Regions from separate parts of the Homo sapiens genome. Here region 1 is linked to region 2. Evidence: chromatin loops called from intact Hi-C (ENCODE). Cell type or tissue: mucosa of descending colon. All regions are shown on one strand. Links, peaks and the distances in the headings refer to the core of each region. The heading gives the core; the rest is flanking DNA. Region 1 overlaps POMP (proteasome maturation protein). Region 2 has its middle 16 kb from the start of MTUS2.

Region 1 (11,421 bases), core at 4,551-8,550, 120 kb before region 2:
GACTCATCTGTAAACACAAAAGTGATGATTTTTAAAGGTTTTCTTTCTTAAGAATTCTTACGTTTGTGTGGATACAACAGGTCAGAAGACAATACAGATAAAACATTTTTGTGAATTAAGAGATTGTTTCCCGTCCTGTGGGAAGCCACTAGAAAACTTAAGAACTTTGAAAAAAAAACTTTTGTCAATCTGTTTTTTCTTTTTAAATCCACTATTTTGAGATATTATTGACATACAATAAAGTACACCTATTTTTAAGTGTACAGTTCTGTGGGTTTTAATTAACATGGAACCTGGTCTCCTAAACAGAGGAGTAGAATGTTTTCATTGCCTCACAAAGTTCCCTTGGTCCCTTTTCAGTCAGTCACCCCACCCCAGCCCCAGGCAATCACTGGTTTGTTTTCTATAACTTTAGGTTAGTTTTGACTCTTCTGGATTCTTATGTAAGCAGAATCATTGAATGTATCTCTTTTTTGAGAGTCTTTTAAAATGTTTGTTTTTGTTTGCTTTCAGATCCATCACAAAGCGAAGTCATGGGAGAGCCACACTTGATGGTGGAATATAAACTTGGTTTACTGTAATAGTGTGCTGTTCATGGAAACCGAGGGCTGCATCTTGTTTATAGTCATCTTTGTACTGTAATTTGATGTACACAACATTAAAAGTACTGACACCTGAGAATTTCTGCTCAAGTAGTATCAGTGATCATTTAAAATTTGGAGGGGTCTTTGGTTTACAGCCATGTGACAATTAAAAGCACTAAAGGGAGATCATGTTAAAGCTCTTAATTTATATTAAAACAGTAGCCTTTGTCTTTAAAAAAGTTGTTGCTCATGAATATTATAAAATGATCTACAGGTTTCAATTCAACCTGTTTCTAGGTTTTTTTGTAAATTTAGTTTTGATTAAGCATTATAAGCATTTGAGTCTATAAACTTTATAGTAGCATCTTTCAGAATAAACATTTTTAATTGATTTCAGTGGCAACTCTCAAATTGATTACAATATGAGATATATCAGTGTCGTCCATTAACACTCATAAGAATAATATTTACTGTGTCAGTGCTATTTTAGGATTATAGTTATTGTTTGATTATTTCAGGTTGAAAAGTAGAAGTTCCAAGGTTTTGATTTTGGTCTGGTCTTTAAGTGAAAAATTAAAGCAACCAGTAGATGTAGGTTAAACTTTTACTTCATAGACTTAATATGTAATTAATATATTGCCAAGCAACACTGTTAAAGAAAAGTAAAACTCATTTTTTCTTGTTCTTAATTTATATATTACAAGATACTGTAAGGTATTCTTTATGAAGTTGATATATAAAAATTTACATTTTTAGAACATTAGTGAATGGATCATCTTTTACAATTAAAAGTATATTTTGATTATCAGTTTCTTAGGAACATCTTTGATTAGATAAATTACTGATTTGAAACATTTGGCAATGTCTAGAGACTTTTTGGAGTTACAACTTTGGGGTTGGGCTGCTACTGGCATCTAGTGGGTAGAAGCCAGGAATACAGCTAAAGATCCTAAAATGCACGGAACATCAGCATCAATTTATGGTCTTGTAACTAGTTGAAGACACTAAAGGGAAATGAATTTAAAACTCACAATTTATATTTGTACAGTAGCATTCTATGTCTTTAAAAAACTTACTTATGAACATTCTAAAACCATCTACATACAGTTTGCACTCTGCAACCAAGATCATTTGGTTCAAAATGTCAGTAGTTGCTAAAGTTGACAAACCTTGAGAAAAGTCAAGTACACTTAAAAAATTTCTTTTGTTGCTCAGGCTGGAGTACAGTGGCGAGATCATGGTTCATTGCAGCTGAGACTTCCCAGGCTCAAGCAATCCTCCCACCTCAGCCTCCCAAGTAGCTGGGAGTACAGGGGTGCATCTCCACACCTGGCTAATTTTTTATTTTTTTATAGAAATGGAGTTTCGCTATATATTGCCCAGACTGGTCTTGAACTCCTGGCCTCTAGTAATCCTCCTGCCTTGGCCTCCCCAAAGTGCTGGGATTACAGGCATGAGCCACTGCACCTGGCCCGTTACACATTTTTAAAATAGATATCTTGCTCTTACCTATTGAGATTAAGTTTAGAATCGTCTTTGCTAATACAGTGTTCTCCAGCCCACTTTACACTTAAATAATAAGAAAATGTAGAAATAATAAAGATTCACTAATTGCTTCTACATATATTCTCCTTAATTAAGGAAGTTGGAGATTTCTTCTGTACCTTAAACCTAGGAATAATAGATAACCCTTCCTGACCAGTAGAGGGTACTGTGTTTAAGAGTGTAGTTTAAATGGAAAATGTGAGGCTTTAATATAGAACTTGGTAATCACAAATAACACTTTCTGATGGTCTTTTTGCCTCCTCTCTCCTCTTTTAACCTTTGTGTTACCAGTGGCCCTCACCCCTGGATGCTTATAGGAATCAGCTGGGAATCTTGAAGAAATTTTAGTGTCAGTATTTTAATCTCATAAATTCCAGTAGGACTAGTCTGAAATGGATCCCAGGAAGTATATTTTTTGAAAGCTCTCCACGTTGAGAACCTTTTATATGCTTTATTCCCTTTCTTTGCTTGCTCTGCCTTTGTGTTAGTGACAATTGCCAATTGCAATTCCCAGGTTGTGACCTGTGCTTCTGACCGACTGGTTGCAAATTGGGGTTCCCACTTTCCCTCTCCTTGGGTTTCATAATTTGCTAGGGCAGCTCATAGAACTCAGGGGAACACTTTACTTACATTTATCTATTTATTATAAAAGATATTGCAAGGGCTACAGATGAACAGCCAGATGGAGGTGATGCATAGGGCAAGGTAAGGGGGAAGGTGCTAGGAGCTTCTATGCCCTCTCCTGGCACACCACCCTCCGGACACCTCCACGTGTTTACCAACCTGAAAGTTCAGGGGTTTTGATAGAAGCCTCATCTTGTAGGTATGATCAATTATGAACTTACTCTCCAATCCCTCTCCCCTTCCTAGACGATGAGGTTGGTTGAATGGGGCTGTAGATTCCAAGCTTCTAGTCATGATATCACAGTCCTTGATTAAAATTTATTAATACTAAAAAGCATACCTAATGGCACAATCTAATTTTATATTAAGCCTTTTAATATATATGAGAACAAAGGAGTTGGTGGCTATTACCATCTGGAAGTGTTGGGGATTTGGTGTATAATTGAACACGCACACCACGGGATGGCTCTTGCACTAAACACAACTTTTCACTCTACAGAATGTAAATAACAGGCTTATTACTTTTTCTTAATTTTGCCCTTTACCATGGGTGTTATCCCTTTTTCTGGAGGACAGGGAATACATCTCAGTGCTCTTCTACATTGTGTTATTCCTTTGTTTATTTTATTTTTTAGAGATGAGGTCTTGCTATGTTTCCCAGGCTGGAGTGCAGTGGGTATTCACAGGCATGATTATAGCTCACCAAAGCCTCGAACTCCTGGGCTCAAGTGATCCTCCTGCCTTACCTTCCTGAGTGGCTGGGACTACAGGTGTACGCCACCATGCCCCCAGCTTGTTATTTCTTTGAATGCAGACATTCAAGAATGAGAAAAACGATCTGAACAAGTGCTTTTGAAAAATGGAAGAACTATGTGAAATATAATTCTTTCATTGGATTCTACAGTTGGATAAATGTGTTTATTCAAACACATGAAATATAAGTTAAATATAAGTTAAAATCAACTCATCTCTTCAGAAGTGTGGCCAGAGTCAAATTTAACCAAATTTTGACCTGCTGTTTCAATAAAACAAAAAATGCTGTGACACTTTGTTGGACTTACTTTCCTCATGACTTCAAAATTGAAATTCAATTTCCTTCATATACAAGAAATGCTTCATTAAGAACCTATACTTAATATGTTATAGATCTTTAAATATTCCTAAAGAATGAGAATATACTACTAGTTTTTGTTTTTGTTTGTTGTTTTTTGAGACAGAGTTTCACTCTGTCGCCCAAGCTGGAGTGCAGTGGCACAATCTTGGCTCACTGCAACCTCCACCTCCCAGGTTCAAGCGATTCTCCTGCCTCAGCCTCCCAAGTGGCTGTCTTTGTTTGTTTGTTTTGTTTTTTCAGGTTGAAAAAGTGTAATGGACTTTAAAACTTTTTTTTTTTTTGAGACAGAGTCTCGCTCTGTCGCCCAGGCTGGAGTGCAGTGGCGTGATCTCGGCTCACTCAACCTCCGCCTCCCGGGTTCAAGCGATTCTCCTGCCTCAGCCTCCTGAGCAGCTGGGATTACAGGCACCTGCCACCACGCCTGGCTAATTTTTGTATTTTTAGTAGAGACGGGGTTTCACCATGTTGGTTAGGCTGGTCTCTAACTCCTAACCTCATGATCCGCCCGCCTCTGCCTTCCAAAGTGCTGGGATTACAGGTGTGAGCCACAGTGCCCAGCCGACTTTAAAAACTTTAAAGATGAAAAATTAAGTTTTGAAAGTTTAGGATTTGCTTCCAGATTTGGAAGTTACTTCTGGAGCCAGTAGACCTGTTTTGTCAGCTGTACTTTGCTTTTTGCTGCTTTTCAATGTCTTGGCTTAATGGAGACAGGAAAAAGTTATATTGTTCAGCACTGTGACAAAATAGAGGTCACGGAGGATATGGCTTTGGGTCAGTGGAGGATCAGGTAGAATTCTGCTTTGACTTTTGCCACACTTTTGGAGAGATGAATTGATTTTAACTCAATACTTTTGTATTTTTAAAATTTCAAAATTAGAGAAAATCTAGAAGAATAATAACAAAAGCACCCATATAACCTTCATGTCTCTAACATATTGTCTTATTTCCTCGTGAGTAAATTCAGGAGAAACATTTTTGGCAGGACATCCACAGCGGTGGCGATGTCTGCTTCTTACTGCAGCTCATCAGGGGTCATACAATATCAGGGTGTCCCGCTTGCTGGTGATGCCAAGTTTGATCACCTGGTTAATGGGTGATGGCTATCAGAGATCTTTACTGTAAAAGTACAGTTTTCTTTTTGTAATCAATAAGTAGTCTGTGAAGCAATAATTTGAGACCTTGTGTATATCCTGTTCCCCAAGAACTTTTCACTGAGGTTTTAGTATCCATGGAAAATCTTTGCCCAAATCATTTATAACATGGTCATGGGGGTCAAAAGAGGGCTACAAAATCGTGGCATTCTTTTTCTACTTGTTTTGGCTGACAAGTTGTAAAGCAGAGTTTCCCCACATCTCTCTTCCTCTCCTCAAGTGTCCTTATGCACTCATGGATTCTTCTTAAATGCTTTAGAGTCTATTTCTACACAGTACCCTTTTGATGGCCTAAACCTAACCATTTTATTGAGCAGGACTTCAATTTGAAAATGACTGATGTCAAAATGTTAAATTTAATTTTAGCATTTTTCATTGTTATTTCAGAGTATCAAATATAATTTGAGATATTTTTGTTATCATAATCATAGATATTACGGCCAAAGAAATACCATGTTGGCCATAAGGGGAACAACTGCTGACCCTAACACTACCAATGTTCTGCCCATCACAGCATGAGCAAGTCGAGAGTGAGATCGGGAGTGGTGGTTCTTGCTCCATTCTGTGTGGTAGCTTTGAAGTAGGCACTAGGGTATGAAAATTTAAGAGAGGCTGGGCACGGTGGCTCACGCCTGTAATCCCAGCACTTTGGGAGGTCGAGGCAGGCAGATCGGGAGTTCAAGACCAGCCTGACCAACATGGCGAAACTCTGTCTTTACTAAAAATACAAAATTAGCTGGGCATGGTGGCGCACTGTAATCCCAGCTACTTGTGAGGCCGAGGCTGGAGAATTGTTTGAACCTGGAGCAGGCTAAGAAAGAAACCAGGAAGCAAAACAGCAGAGGGAGGCAGAGGTTGCAGTGAGCCTAGATTGCGCCACTGCACTCCAGCCTGGGCAACAAGAGTGAAACTCCGTCTCAAAAAAATAAATAAATAAATAAATAAATAAATAAATAAAATTTAAGAGAAGATAAGATGGAGGAAACTGATAAGGCACAAGGAGTGGTGCACATTTGTTCTTCTTAAACTTTTTACTATGGAAGTTTTTAAATATCCAGAAGTAGAAAAATACAACATAATCCCATGTCCCCATCATCTGTCTTCAATAATAATCATGTTTCATCTATATTTTACACCCATTGTTCCCCTCAATATTGCCTTAAAAGAAATTCTAGACATCTCATGTGTAAATATTTCAGTTTATAACACTAGCATAACCATAAAACTATTAACAGTAATTCCTGACAAATACCCATCGTTCAAATTCCTAATGGTCCAATAAGTGTCATATATAAATTGTGCCAATTGTCCAAATATATGGGTTCCACCTCCATCTCATTTTTCTTTGTCTTGCTAGTTGTTGAAAAAACCAAGTTGGTTGCTCTATAGTTTCCCACAGTCTAGATTTCACTGTCTGCCTGTTTGTGATAGTCTAACATGTTGTTTTCTTTCCTTAGTATTGCCTATAAACTGCTAGTTGAATCTACAATCTTGATAAGGTTCAGGTTCATTATTTTTGAAATAGTCACTTCATAGGTGATGTGTTCTTCCATAAATCTGCCTGCAGATAGTAGCTACCCACTCCAGGTCTCCCGCCCCTGCAGGCTTGGGAGTGCCTGCTCCTGCTGCCTGGCCTCTTGCTGCTCCCGGCACCTGCTCCAATTTCTGAGCAAAGTTGAGGCTGAACCTGGGTACTGTCACAACTCGGCCGGGTGTGCATGCTCAGGGTGGCAATGACATCCCACCCCCCTGCCACCTAGGCCCCCTCCAGACTTTGGGTGCCGACAAACGTGAGAGGGAGGCCAAGGTGGTGCTGAGGGTGGCTTGGCATGGGCCTGCAGGTGGCCCTCCGCACAAACAGCCTGGGCACCATGGATGACATGACTTACAGCAGCAGGACGCAGACAGGCTCCTGGGCAGAAAGGGGCGTGTCTCCAGTGAAGCCACACCTTCAAGTCAGGGATGGCCTGAAGCGTGGGGGCTGGGCTGTCAGTTCTGTGAGGAGTCTGCAGCCTGGATGGAGTAAGAACTTAATGGTGCTTTTTCTGGGCCGGCCCATGGCTGCCCATGGACCAATCAGCACACACTTTCTCCCTTCTGAAGCCCAGAAAAGCACTGGGTTCAGCCAGACTTGCAGAGGTGTAGGGACTACCTGCCTGCGGATAGGAACTACCAACTCTATATCTCCTCTCTGCTGAGGGCTGCACAGACATCGGGATAACCTGCCTGCAGATAGTGGCTACCCACTCCAGGTCTCCTCTCCATTGAGAGCTGCACTCATCCAGATGACCTGCCCGTGGAAAGGAGCTACTCACTTCGTGTTTCCTGAGAGCTGTACTGTCACTCAGTAAAGCACCTCTTTGCCTTGCTCACCTGCCAGTTGTCCACGTACCTCATTCTTTCTGGACATGGAACAAGAACTTGGGACCTGACAAATGGCAGAACTGAAAGATCTATAACACAAACAGGGCTGAAACACACCCCCCAACCCACTGGCCATGTTGTGAGAAGGAGAAGGAGAGAAGAGCTGTGGCCCTCTGGGAAGCCCAGACCTAAGAGCTCCCCGAGCCAGGGCTGTGATACCCTCTTTGGAACCCTGTGGTTCCTGGCATCTCCAAGCTTCCAGATGCCACCACATTTCTTGGATCCTGCAGTGGAAGCTACTTGCGGTATGCCTGGTCCAGCCACAGCCTCGCACAGAGCCAGTGCCTGTGCGGGTGCCTGGAGCTGTCTGCCCCGCCACAGCAGCCAGTGTGCCTGCCTGTGCACAGTGGCCAGACCCCGTGCTCGCTCACTCACGCACCCCTTGCCACACTGTGCCTGGCTTGCCCTTGGCAGGAATGGGATCTGGGCTGGTGGCACAAGCCAAGCGCAGCCTGCCAGGCCGAGTGGGCAGAATGAGCCCAGTGGGCCCAAACAAAACTCCCGCAAAGGCGCCACAGCCACAGAGGCTTCCAGCTGGAAAAGCGACACCCTAAGGATCCTGTGACAGTATAATTTGAAGTCCGGTAACTTTATGCCTCCAGATTTGTTCTGTTTGCTTGATATTGTTTTGGCCATGTGGGCTCTTTTTTGGTTCCATATGAATTTTAGGATTGTTTTTTCTAGTTCTGTGAAAAATGATGATGGTATTTTGATGGGAATTGCATTGAATCTGTAGATTGCTTTGGGCGGTATGGTCATTTTCACAATACTGATTTTTCCCATCCATGAGCATGGGTCATATTTCCATTTGTTTGTGTCATCTGTGATTTCTTTCCGCAGTGTTTTGTGGTTTTCCTTGTAGAGCTCTTTCACCTCCTTGGTTAAGTAGAGTCCTAGGTTGTTTGTTTGTTTGTTTTTTGCAGCTTTTATAAAAGGGATTGAGTTCTTGATTTGATCCTCAGCATGGTCATTGTTGGTGTATATCAGTGCTACTGATTTGTGTATGTTGATTTTGTAACCTGAGACTTTACTGAATTCATTTATCAGACGTAGGAGCCTTTTGGATGAGTCTTTAGGGTTTTCTAGGTATACAGTCATATCATCAGTGAATAGCGACAGTTCGACTTCCTCTTTTCCAAATTGGATGCCCTTTATTTCTTCCTCTTGCCTAATTGCTCTGGCTAGAACTTCTAGAACTATGTTGAGGAGAAATGGTGAAAGTGGGCATCCTTGTCTTGTTCCAGTTCTCAGGAGGAATATTTTCAACTTTTCCCCAATCAGAATGATGTTGGCTAGTTGGCTATGGGTTTCCCATATATGGCTTTTATTACTTTGAGGTAAGTCCCTTCTATGCCTATTTTGTTAAGGGTTTTTATCCTAAAGCGATGCTGGATTTTATCAAATGCTTTTTCTGCATCTATTGAGATGATGATATGATTTTTATTTTTAATTCTGTTTATGTGATGTATCACATTTATTGACTTGTGTATGTTAAACCATCCCTGGAGTGAAACTCACTTGATTATGATGTATTATCTTTTGGATGTGCTGTTGGATTCAGTTAGCTAGTATTTGTTTGAGGATTTTTGCATCTATGTTCATCAGGGATATTGGTTTGTAGATTTCTTTTTTTTTAAATGTCCTTCCCTGCTATTGGTATTAGGGTGATATTGGTGTCATAGAATGATTTACGAAGGATTCCCTCTTTCTCATCATTTGGAATAGTTTCAGTAGGATTGGTACCAATTTGAATGTCTAGTAGAATTCAGCTATGAATCCATCTGGTCGTGTACTTTTTTCATTGGCAATTTTTAAATAAATGATTCCATTTTGCTGCTTGTTATTGGTATGTTCAGGGCTTCTGTTTCTTTCTGATTTGATCTAAGAGGGTTATATGTTTCCAGGAATTTATCCATTTCCTCTAGATTTTCTAGGTTGTGCACATAAAGGTGTTCATAGTAGCCTTGAATGATCATTTGTATTTCAGAGGTCAGTTGTAATATTTCCAGTTTCATTTCTAATTGAGCTTATTTGGACCTCTCTCTTCTTAATCTCACTAATGATCTATCGATTTTGTGTATCTTTTTAAAGAATCAGCTTTTTTGTTTCATTTATCTTTTGTATTTTTTTTGTTTCAATTTCATTTAGTTCCGCCCTGACCTTTGTTATTTCTTTTCTTCTGTTGGCTTTGGGTTTAGTTTGTTCTTGTTTCCCTAGTTCCTTGAGGTGTGACATTAGATTGTCGGTTTGTTCTCTTTCAGACTTTTTGATGTAGGTATTTAATGCTATGAGTTTTCCTCTTAGCACTGCTTTTGCTATATCCCAGAGGTTTTGATAACTTGTGTCACTATTATCATTTATTTCAAAGAATTTTTAAATTTTCAACTTGATTTCATTGTTAACCAAAAAATCATTCAAGAGCAGATTATTTAATTTCCATGTATCTATATAGTTTTGGAGTTGATTTCCAGTTTTATTCCACTCTGATCTGAGAAGATACTTGATACAATTTCAATTTTCTTAAATTTATTGAGACTTGTTTTGTGGCCTGTTATATGGTCTATCTTGGAGGATGTTCCGTGTGCCTATGAGAAGAATGTATACTCTATAGTTGTTGAGAATGTTCTGTAAATAGCTGTTAAGTCCATTTGTTCTAGGGTATAGTTTAAGTCTGTTGTTTCTTTGTTGGCTTTGTCTTGATGATCTCTCTAGTGCTTTCGGTGGAGTATTAAGTCCCCCACTATTATTGTGTTGCTGTCTGTCTCATCTCTTAGGTCTAGTAGGAATTGTTTTATAAATCTGGGAGTTCCAGTGTTAGGTAAATATAAATCCAGGATTGTAGTGTCTTCTTGTTGGACTGATTCTTTTATCATTACATAATGTCCTTATTTGTCTTTTTTTACTGTGGTTGCTTTAAAGTCTGTTTTGTCTTATATAAGAGTAGCTACTCCTGCTCACTTTTGATTGCCATTTGTGTGGAATATCTTTTTCCACACCTTTACCTTGAGTTTATGAGTCCTTATCTGTCAGGTGAGGCTCTAGAAGACATCAAATATTTGGTTGGTGTATTTTTTTAAATTAATTCTCTGATTTTGTATCTTTTTTTTCTAATTCTTTTTTTTGAATTATAAGACTTTAAGTTCTAGGGTACATGTGCACAATGTGCAGGTTTGTTACATAGGTATACATGTGCCATGTTGGTCATTTACATTAGGTATTTACATTTACATTAAGTATCAACTCGTCATTTACATTAGGTATTTCTCCTAATGCTATCCCTCCCCCAGCCCTCCCACCCCCCAGCAGGCCCCAGCATGTAATGTTCCCCTCCCTGTGTCCACGTGTTCTCATTGTTCAACTCTCACTTATGAGTGAGAACATGCAGTGTTTGGTTTTCTGTTCTTGTGTAACTTTGCTGAAAATGATGGTTTCCAGTTTCATCTATGTCCCTGCAAAGAACATGAACTCATCCTTTTTTATGGCTGCATAATATTCCATGGTGTATATGTGCCACATTTTCTTTATCCAGTCTATCACTGATGGGCATTTGGGTTGGTTCCAAGACTTTGCTATTGTGAACAGTGCTGCAGTAAACATACGTGTGCATGTGTCTTTATAGTAGAATGATTTATAATCCTTTGGGTATATACCAAGTAATGGGATTGCTAGGTCAAATGGTATTTCTAGTTCTAGATCCTTGAGGAATCACCACACTATCTTCCACAATGGTTGAACTAATTTACACTCCCAACAGTGTAAAATTGTTCCTATTACTCCACATCCTCCCCAGCACCTGTTGTTTCCTGACTTTTTAATGATCACCATTCTAACTGGCGTGAGATGCTATCTCATTGTGGTATTGATTTGCATTCTCTAATGACCAGTGATAATGAGCATTTTTTCATAAGTTTGCTGGCTGCATAAACATCTTCTTTTAAGAAGTGTCTGTTCATATCCGTTGCCCATTTTTTGATGAGGC
Region 2 (11,421 bases), core at 3,736-7,735:
GGTCTAACTGTTCTGGAGAACAGAAGCTAAGCAAATAGGCCACCCACTTTAACATCAACCAGTGTAACCATCCAATGAGTTGATCAATCAGCCAATATTTATTGAGCATCTCCTATGTGATAAGGACCAAGATAGGTATTAGACAACTGGAAATAAATAAGGCATGAGGTCAGCCAAAGGGGACGAACAAACATGTAAACAAAAGTACATTGCAATGCAAGTTCTACACACACACAGCTACGGGACTACAGAAGGAAGAGCAACAGATTCCACCTGGGAGAATGGGGGAAGGCTCCCCTGACGGACACTCACCCATGCCAGCATACCTTCAATATGGAGAAGCCATTTGCATGACATGTTTCTAGTTCTTTTAACAACAAAGTGTATATTCTTCCATTCCAGATTGTACAGGCAAGAGATTTCATAAGATAATCTAGAAACTGGAAATAGTAAATTTTTTTGAAAGCAGCTTCATTATTTTGGCTAATAAGTAACAGAGATGTGAATTACTATGAGGTTCTAGTAAATTTAGATTCTCTAGAGAAATTGGGCAGCAAATGAAAGCTTAATTTCAACTTGGTTAAACACAATGTAATTGGAATAGTTGCACTTTGGGAGGCTGAGGCGGGCAGATCACGAGGTCAGGAGATTGAGACCATCCTGGCTAACATGGTGAAACCCCGTCTCTACTAAAAATATAAAAAAATTAGCCCGGCGTGGTGGCAGGCACCTGTAGTCCCAGCTACTCGGGAGGCTGAGGCAGGAGAATGGCGTGAACCCGGGCGGCAGAGATTGCAGTGAGCCAAGACTGAGCCACTGCACTCCAGCCTGGGCGACAGAGCGAGACTCCATCACCAAAAAAAAAAAAAAAAAAAAAAAAAAAAAAAAAAAAAAAAAAAAAAAAAGAATTGGCATGCTAATTTAATTAAAAACTTAAGCCAGGTGCAGCGGCTCATGCCTGTAATCCCAACACTTTGGGAAGCTGAGGCAGGAGGATCACTTGACCCCAGGAGTTCAAGACCAGCCTGGGCAACAAAGTGAGACACTGTCTCTACAAAATAATAATAATAATAATAATAAATTAGCTGGGCATGAAGTCTGCTGGTTACACTGGAGGCTGAAGTGGGAGGATCACTTGAGCTCAGGAGTTCAAGGCTACAGTGAGCTGTGATTATTCCACTGCACTCCAGCCTGGGTAACAGAGCAAGACCTTGTCTAAAGAAAAAAAAAAGAAAAAAGAAAAAAATGAAAACAAACATGTCAGTTAAAACGGCAACTACTTGTATAATCTTAATGAGTTTTCAATTTAAACATTTTCCAATTAGAAATAGGATTAATTTTAGGGCTTTCATATGTATTATATTTTGAAGACTTCTTTAAAAATGACATAGGCTGGGCACGGTGGCTCATGCCTGTAATCCCAGCACTTTGGGAGGCAGAGGCAAGTGGATCACGAGGTTAGGAGTTCAAGACCAGCCTGACCAACATGGTGAAGCTGTGTCTCTACTAAAAATACAAAAATTAGCCGGGCATGGTGGCATGCACCTGTAATCCCAGCTACTCAGGAGGCTGAGGCAGGAGAATCGCTTGAACCTGGGAGGCAGAGGTTGCAGTGAGCCAAGATCGCACCACTGGACTCCAGCCTGGGTGACAGAGTGAGACTCCGTCTCAAAAAAAAAAAAAAAAAATGACATAAAGAAAATTAAAGTCAAGCCACACTCAGGAGAACATATTTTAATACATATCACCAACAAAGGATTAGTATAGTGCATACGCAATGATCTATAAATCTGTAATATATGACCACACAATTGAAAAATAGGCAAAAGAAATGAACTGGTATTTCACAAAACAGAAAATATGTATGGCATATAACCATAAGAAGAGATGCTGTGTCTCACTAGTAATCAAGGAAATACCAAGTAGAACCACAGTTAGATATTTTATACCCACTAGATTGCCAAAATTTAACAACTCTTACCATATAAAGTTTTGAAGAGGATGAGAACAAATGGGAAATCTATATTGCTGGAGAGACGGGACATTGTGCAGCCACATTAGAAAAATGTTTGGCATTATTTTGAATACTTTTTTGATACACGAAGCGACTTTTATGAGATGTTCATATGGATTCATATTAACCAAAACTAGAAACAACCCATCAGGGAAATGATGGATTATTGTATAGCAGAGAAAATGAGTTGACATCAATTGTGTGCTACAACATAGATGACTCTTAGAAACATTATACTGAGTAAAAATTGCAAGTTGCAGAACCTTATTAAGGATGATACAGTTTTTATAAAGCTAAAAAGAAACATCACAAGATATTATTCAGTTATCCATACATATGTGATAAAATTATTTTAAAAGACAGAAAGAATCGACCTAAAATTCAGGATGAAGGTTATGTTGGGGGGTGGCATGAGGAGGAGGAGGCGAAGGGAATGGGATAGAGGAGGAGCCCATTAAGGGATGCAGGCCTTGGCTTGGGTCATGAGTTCATGTGTTATTTTGTTTTATAACCTACATATATGTTACATAAATTTCTCTGTATTTTTCAATGTTATATTAATATGATGAATGATAAAAGAAATTTGATATGATTTTTATTGACCAGATTTGCAAGACTTTTAAACGGAGATTAAAATAAAGGTGAAACAATAGGCTTTCTTGTACATTGATGTTAGGAGTACAAATTGGTGCAGTCTTTTTAGTTGAATCTCTCTCTTTACACACAACACACACACAGGTGTGTATGTGTATATGTGCATAATATGCACATACATATATGTATGTATATACAATCTATTATATATAGCCATAAGTATGTTAACTTCTGTATCCCAATAATTCAATTGTGAGGAAATAAAGGCTTTAAAAAACCTGTAGTTAAAAAAAGATACAATTAGTGAGTTCTTTTTCACGTCAGGGAATTGTCACTTTCCTTCCCTCTGCCTGGAAGACAGTGCTGGAGACTCACAGCCAAAGTACATACTCAACCCTTCCAAGTTTTTATCGTAGGATCTTATTTATTTTTTCCATGGTCCTTGCACAATCTGAAATTGCCTAGGATGTGAATTTCCTAAGTACAGAGACTATGTGTGATGTGTTTACTGCTGTCACACTGTGCTGGCACAAAGTAGATGATCAGTGAACACCTGTTGAGAAATGAATGCCTAGGAAAAAAAAAGAAAAGGACTTTCTTGGGCCAAACTGGCCAAAATATGGAAGGCTCAAAGGAATATAAGTAATGTGTGTACCAGCATTCTGCAATTTTACAATCATATTCAGATTTTGGGGGTTAATATTTACTACTTGGCAGAGAAATGCCTTTTTGAGATCATAGGTAAAATGCTAGGGGATTGTCATTCTGCTAAGAAAGCCTCTTGCAAGGTCTTCTGTGATGAGGACTTTAGATCTTTAACATAAATAACAGGTAGGGAAACATCAGAAAAACTAGTTTGAATAGATCAGGTTTCCTGAAAAGGATTCTTTGTGTGCTCTACGGCAAATTCTGTGGTAAAATCCATGTGTACACTTTCCAATAGGCTTTGCCATAATAACTAAAGTTTAATCCACTATTAAGTATATAAAAAAAGCAAAGGGAAGCAAATAACATGTTTTTTAAAATACGGAATTTTAGTTATAGCCCTAAATTAATGTCATATTCCCAAGGGACTTATAATGCATTTGAAATTTAAATAGCACAAAGAGGGTTGCAGGCATTTTATTTTACTAATGTTTTCGCCACAGCAAACATAATTGCCTGGGGGAATTTACCACAGGTCTAGGGACAGAATTTATGATTTTGTTTCATTTCCCATAATTTTTGCCACTAGAAAACAAAAAGCAGAGCAATCTCAAATCTCAGTAAAAACAGACTTTCAAGGCAAACTTACAAAAGGAGTGTGCATTATTGAGACAAAAACAGCCAACGCAGTTTATGCCTTTTTTTTCTTTAGGGTGTTAGCTATAGTACTCCAAATTGTAACCAAATTTTAGAAGAACAAAAAGAAGTCCTTCAGCTCTTGAATATTAAAGCCAAAAGTAAATCATAGGCCATTTTCAAGAACGGTAACCAACTATGTAATCTACATTGGAGGAGGCGGTGTTGATGGTATTTAGTAACTGCAGGCAATGTGTCATGAACCCTGCTAAGGGAGGAAAGACAGTTAAGGCTGGCTCTAAGCAACACGGCCAGAAGCTAGAGTGGTCTGCCTTTGGGCCTTTGGTTGTTCTGTTCCATTTTCCCTGCTCAGGATGAAAGGATTACCATTCTCCCTGGAACCAGGTTGGTGGTGGCAAAGCAGCAGCGGAAGGATGAGGAGAAGCTGGGCGGTCCTGAGCCTCTGTATGTGGAGCAGGACTTATGGGGCACACGTACCCAGGAGCTGGGCAGTGTGTTTGAAATGGGGAGGTATGGCTCCCCATCACTGGATGGAGATGCCTGCACACACACCCCCAGCCTTACGCAGATCCAGGACAAAACGCCTAGGAAGACAAAGATCCCATTGATCCTTGATGCCGTGGGTGCTCTTGTGAAAATCGCCCCTTTGCCTTCTATATTATTTCAATCCCTGGTTACGTTTCTAAAAATTATGGTAAAATACACATAAAATTTACCACCGTAACAATTTTTAAACAGTGTTAAGTACATTTACATTGTTGTGCAACAATCACCACCATCCACCTCCAGAACTCTTTCCATTTTGTGAAACTAAAACTTTGTACCCATTAAACATCAACTCCACATTCCCCCTGCCCCCAGCCCCTGGCAACCACCATCCGACTTCTTGTCTCCATCAACTTGACTAGTCTAGGTACCTTGTATGAGTGGAATTGTACAGTATTTGTCTTTTTGTGACTGGCTTATTTCATTTAGCATAATGTCCTCATGGTTCATCCATGTTGTGGCATGTATCAGGATTTTTTTTTTTTTGGCTGAATAATATTCCATTGTAGGGATAGATCATATTTGGTTTATCCATTCACCCATCAGCAGACACTTCGTTGCTTTTCCCTTTTGGCTGGTGTAAATAATGCTACTATTAACATGGGTGTGCGTATATCTGTTTGAGTCCCTGCTTTCCATTCTTTTGGGAATATACCCAGAAGAAAAATTGCTGGAGCATATGGTAGTTCTGTCTTTAGTTTTCTGGGGAGCCTCCACACTGTTTTCTTCAGTGGCTGTACCATCTCATATTCACATCACAGTGCACAAGGGTTCCATTTACCTTGCTTCTGGTCACATTTTATGTGACTGGAACACGTCTGCTTCATTGTAAAGAATACTATCACATCTGGTTACTTTTTTCTCTCTCCTCGAAAGCATCCATCTCATGTCAATTTTTTTCTTATCAACAGCCCAAGTCTCAGTGTGGGTTTTGTTCTGGGAGTGCAGAGGACAGCCAGGTCACCAAGAATATGCCTTAATGTTTATAATTATCATAAATTATATATGTATGGCATTTTTCAGTTTATAAAACACACTTGCATTTATTACATCTTTGATTCCTGTCCTACAAGGGAGGTGACACAGTTTTTCTTATTCCCCTTCCTTTTTGATGGAGAAACTGTGCCTCACAGAAGCTAAGTAACCTGCTCAGGTTATATAGCCAATGTAAGACCAGAAAAAATATCTTCTGGCTTTGACATATTTGGTGCTTTTCCCATCCCACTGTGAGACTTCTCAAGCCAACTCCATAGACACATGCACAGAGACTAGTGTGGTTATTCTCCTTCCAGATTTAGAGAGACTGCATATTCTAGGAAAAAAAAAACTCCTGACTTAAATACTTTAAAATACTATAAAATATCCAATGAATAGCTGTGATGGATGCTGCTTGTGAGATCTCTGCAAATTCCCTTGGTCCCACTGTTTGTTCCAGCTGCTGTTGCAGCAACCGATTTCAAGAGGCTTAGACCAGCCTCATGCCAGTGTAACCAGGCAGTACCCTCACCTTGATTATGCCCTGTGGATCTCTCGCTTTCCTCCCTGAAGAATCTCTGGCATCATGGCATGGGGTACCTGTAGACACTTCTCATCTCTCACACATGCACACTCTAGCTGAGTGGGTGAGTTAAAACTCCTGCACCGCCCTTGACCAATAGAAAATGGAAGCCAGTGGCTAAAAGAGTGTCCCCTTTCATCTCCCAGGAGGATATTTCTGAGACGCATTTTTTAATCTTCCCCAATTTAAATCTTCTAATTTAAAAGTAAACTTTACTGTGGAAAATGCAAACTTGAGGAGGGCAGAAAGATCACACACAAGGCTGCCACTTCACACCTGGAGGGTTGCACAGCGGCTGGGCAGAGGCGCTCCTCACTTCCCAGGCGGTGTGGCCACCAGAGGGCGCTCCTTATGTTTCAGACGGTGCCGCCACCAGGCAGAGGTGCTCTGAGATGCGTTTTATAACATGTTCTTTCAAAGGACCTGGAAAGATCCGATGCCATTCACCTTCTGAGTGGCCAACTCAATAAAGCATCCAATATTTTACATGACCTCCTTCCATGTTCTACAACTGCCTTCTATATAGCTGCTTTTTGGGATCATTTACCCAGTAATCTACTTGAACATGAACTTCCTCTTACACCCCCTCGTTCTCTGCTTTTAGGGCAACCTGTGCTAAGACAGTTCTAGAAGTAGCTCTGGAAAACAGCCCCTCAGGATGGGATTTTGGCTGGATCACTTTCCAGTCAGACAGCAATAAGGACTCCATTGCTAGCATACATTGAGAGTGATAATCCTGGTACGCAGTGGCACCAAAATTAATAAGATTCTCTTGGCCGGGCGCAGTGGCTCACGCCTGTAATCCCAGCACTTTGGGAGGCCGAGGCGGGTGGATCATGAGGTCAGGAGATCGAGACCATCCTGGCTAACAAGGTGAAACCCCGTCTCTACTAAAAATACAAAAAATTAGCCGGGAGCGGTGGTGGGCACCTGTAGTCCCAGCTACTCGGGAGGCTGAGGCAGGAGAATGGCGTGAACCCGGGAAGCGGAGCTTGCAGTGAGCCGAGATTGCGCCACTGCAGTCCGCAGTCCGGCCTGGGCGACAGAGCGAGACTCCGTCTCAAAAAAAAAAAAAAAAAAAAAAAAAAGATTCTCTCATCTGATGGATTAGACTGAGGCAAAAATGGAAATGAAAGCATTGAGATTTGAAGTATGTTTAAAATGTAACAGTTTGGGGAAAATAATTATAAGGATTGTGGCAGAGCTTCCCAGGAGACTGATGGCACAGCCTCAACTGGTCTCCCGTGTCAGAATCAGGGCTCTGATACAAGACAAGAAGGTCCTGAGGTCTTGGATAGGGATGTTAGGGCTGACAAGCCTGAGTATTTTGAATCCCTAGATTTCCTTGAACATCTGGGCTGGTAGAAGCAGGTCATTCCCTCTTGCTAGAGGAGAGAAAACTCCACTTGCTTGATTTCCTGTGTAAATATCACCTAAGGCTTATGCCCCATGACGTGGTGTTGTGCTCTTCAAGATCTGCCCACGTGGTCCCGCCATTGCCTCCATGCTGGTACCCAATGTTGGCTTTCAGCTCGGCCTGAGCAGAAAAATACAGACCCTCCTCCAGGAATAAGAAGCTTATACATACACTCACAAACCTGCATGCCCACACACGTATATACATATATTTTGTGGCAAAACCTTCTCAGGTATGTGTGCTAACCTATTGGCTAATGTGGTGCTGTGTGGTCAATAGCTAAAATATATTGGTCCAAGAACCACAGAACAGAAGAAGGAGTAGGTCCTCTCATCAATACTCCCAGTGACCCACTCATAATGTGTGCTTCCTCTGAAACCTTGGACTTTGCTGGATTAGAGGCTCTGATCACTGCAATAGTTCCAAAGAACTTGAAGGTACAACTACCATCTGGTCACTTTGAGCTTCCCATGCCAATAGACCAGCAGGCAAAGAAAGTAGTTATTATTCTGGCAGGAGATGTTGATCCTGGTTATCGTGAGGAGCTACAATTGTTGCTGCGCAAGGTGGGCAGGAGTATGCCAGAATGCAGGGGAGTGCTTCCATGACCAGCAACAGCAATGAATGGGCAATTGAAGAGGTCATGGCTAAACAGAGACAAGGCCACTAAGGGGCCAAGCCCCACCTGACAAGTAAACTAGCCTGGCCAAAGTCTTGGCAGAGGTAAAGAAAATCTGGAATGGAAAATAGAGGAGGAAAATGTTCATTATCAGTTACCTTCTAGGCACCAGGCACAACAGAAGAGGCTGTAGCTTGGTCCTCTAACCCACTGGTATTAAGGCTTTTTAGAGATTACTGCTGGCTGCCACTGAGAATGGAACTATTTTACGAATTGAGTTTAGTAGGAAGCACAAGAGATATGAGCGACGCAAGGAGATGTATCTGTGATGCATTTTATAAGAGCCCAGCAAGATCAAGCATAAGTCATCTGGAGCAGTGGCTAACTTGATAATGAATTTTAATATTGTTTTTCCCCCCTTCACTCATGTCTTTTTGCTGTTCCCTGGGATCATTTCCCAAATAAATTACCTGCACATAAGATTTTGTCTCATGGTCTGCATTTAGGAGAACTCAGGCCATAATGACACATTTAAATGCATAGCTAAATTCACAAGAAAGTAAGCCAGGCACTAAAAGAAAAAGAGAAAGATGAGGCCAGAGTGGTAAGTAAGTGGGTACAGTACTCAATAAATAGATGACCTATAAACTAGGGTTTTGATGTTTTGTGGGTAGAAGATTAGATCTTTGGTTTCTACAACCGGAGATGTCGGAGCTAAAATCTCTGCATAAAGCCTTTAAGGGCTGCATCATCAGTAAAAGTGTGGATTATAAAAAGACCAACCCATCAGTAAAATGAGTCCAGGAAAAAAAAAAGATCTCTAAATAAACAATTGCAAATATATTAGGAAATATCCCACAGTGTGAGAGTCAGCAGAAAAAGTGTTACAAATTGATATGGTGTAGATCTGTGTCCCATCAAATCTCACGTTGAATCCCCAATGTTGGAAGTGGGGCTGGGTGGGAGGTGATTGGATCATGGGGGTGGATCCTTCATGAATGGTTTAGCACCATTCCTTTGGTGCTGCTCTCATGATAGTGAGTGAGTTCTCACAAGATCTGGTTATTTAAAACTGTGTAGCACGTCCCCGCTCTCTTTCTTGCTATTGCTCTGGCCATGTGAGATGCTTTTCTCCCCCTTTGCCTTCTGCCCTGCTTCTTGAAGCTTCCCCAGAAGCAGAAGCTGCTATGGTTCCTGTACAGCCTGCAGAACCATGAGCCAATGAAACCTCTTTTCTCATAAATTACCCAGTCTCAGGTATTCCTTTATAGTAATGCAAGAATGGACTAACACAGAAAATTGGAACCAAGGAGTAGGGCATTACTATAAAGACACTGGAACATGTGGAAGTGACTTTGGAATTGGGTAACAGGCAGAGGTTGGAAGAGTTTGGAGGGCTCAGAAGAAAACAGGAAGATGAGGGAAGGTTTGGAACTTCCTAGAGACTGGCTAAATGGCAGTGATCAAAATGCTGATAGAAATATGGACAGAGAAGGCCAGGATGAGGAGGTGTCACATAAAAACGAGGAACTTATTGGGAACCAGAGCAAAGGTCAGTTTTGTTGTCTTAGCTGTGAACTTGGCTGCATTGTGCCCCTGCCATAGGGATCTGTAAAACCTCGACCTGGAGAGTGATGATTTAGCCTTCTGGTGGAAGAAATTTCTAAGCAGTAAAGTATTCAATATTTGTCCTGGCTGCTTCTAACAGCCTATGCTCATATGCATGAGCAAATAAATGATCTAAGGTTGGAACTTATATTTAAAGGGGAAGCAGAGCATAAAAGTTTGGAAAGTTTGCAGACTGACCATATAGAGAAAAGAAAAGCCCATTTTCAGGGGATGAATCCAAGCAGTCTGTGGAGCAAGCATTTGCTAGAGAAATTTGCGAGACTAAAAAGGCAAGTGCCAATAGCCAAGACAAAGGGGAAAAGGCCTCAAAGAGGACTTTTGAGACCTCACATTTCAGAGACCTTGTGGCAGCCTCTCCCATCACAGGCCCAAAGGCCTGGGACAAGAGAATGGTTTAGTGTGCCAGGCCCAGGGACGTGCTACCCTGTGCAGCCTGCTACTGTGTGCAGTCTCAGGACACTGCTCCCCATATCCCAGGCACTCTAGCTCTAACTCCAGTTGTGGCTCAGAGGGGCCCAAGTGAAGCTTGGGCCATTGCTTCAGAGGGTGCAAGCCATGAGCCTTGGTGACTTCCATGTGGTGTTAAGTCTGTGGGTGCACGGAATGCAAGAGTGGAAGTTTGGAGCTTCTGCCTAGATTTAAGAGAATGTATGGAAAAGCGTGGATGTCCAGAGAGAAGCCTAATGCAGGGGTGGAGCCCTCATGGAGAACCTCTATTAGGGCAGTGGGAAGGGGAAATGTGGGGTAGGAGCCCCACAGAGAGTCCCCACTGGGACATTGCCTAGTGGAGCTGTGAGAAGAGGACCACCATCCACTAGACCCTAGAATAGTTGATCCATCAAGTGCTTCCACCCCGCACCTGGAAAAGCCACAGGTGCTCAACGCCAGCCCATGAGAGCAGCCATGGGGGTTGAACCCTGCAAAGACACAAGGGCAGAGCTGCCCAAGGCCCTGGGAGCCCACCTCTCATACCAGTGTGCACTGGGTGTGAAACATGGAGTCAAGGAGATTATTTTGGAGCTTTAAGATTTAGTGACTGTCCTGCTGGGTTTCAGATTTGCATGGGGCCTATAGCCCCTTTCTTTTGTCAGAGTTCTCCTTTTTGGAATGGGAATATTTACTCAACCCTTGTACCCTTATTGCATCTTGGAAGTAACTAATTTGTTTTTGACTTCACAGGCTCATAGGTGGAAGGGACTTGTCTTGTCTCAAATGAGACGTTGGACTTTTGAGTTAATGCTGGAATGAGTTAAGACTTTGAAGGACAGTTGAGAAGGGATGATTGTATTTTGCAATGTGAGAAAGACATGAGATTTGGGGAGACTGGCTTTGGATCTGTGTCCCCATCCAAATCTCAAGTGAAATTGTAATCCCCAGTGTTGGAGGTGGGGCCTGGTGGGAGGTGGTTGGATCATGGGGGTGGATTTTTCCATGTATGGCTCAGCACCATCCTCTTGGTGTTGTTCTCATGATAGTGGGTGAGTTCTCACAAGATCTGGTTGTTTAAAAGCATGTAGCACCTCCCCCCATACCTCTCTTTCTTCTGCTCCTACCATGTGAGATGCCTGCTCCCCTTTGCTTTCCACCATGATTGGAAGCTTCCTGAGGCCTCCCCAGAAGCAGAAGCCACCGCATTTCCTATACAGCCTGCAGAACTATGAGCCAGTTAAACCTCTTTTCTCATAAAATACCCAGTCTCTGGTATTTCTTTATAGCAGTGTGAGAACAGACTAACATGTACA

What was found. Hi-C counts contacts between places; a loop is a spot of excess contacts. Peaks named below come from ENCODE experiments on the same cell type or tissue, not always from the same donor. Only the 100,000 strongest peaks of a DNase experiment are listed, where the experiment ranks them.
Region 1: a loop joins it to region 2, with 4 times the contacts of the local background. A loop is called at or near these places in 64 of 110 quality-filtered maps.

What each region holds. Positions count from the first base shown.
Region 1 is chr13:28,677,522-28,688,942 of GRCh38, forward strand. POMP (proteasome maturation protein) reads left to right here. Exons shown (of 6, transcript NM_015932.6): 6 at 514-1,438. The coding sequence ends at 581. Among named protein-coding and RNA genes, the nearest start is that of POMP, 24 kb to the left of the region's middle. In mucosa of descending colon, for the core only: no CTCF peak of the experiment used is centred there; a DNase peak (open chromatin) is centred at 6,930.
Region 2 is chr13:28,799,052-28,810,472 of GRCh38, forward strand. No RefSeq gene overlaps it. Among named protein-coding and RNA genes, the nearest start is that of MTUS2, 16 kb to the right of the region's middle. In mucosa of descending colon, for the core only: no CTCF peak of the experiment used is centred there; no DNase peak of the experiment used is centred there.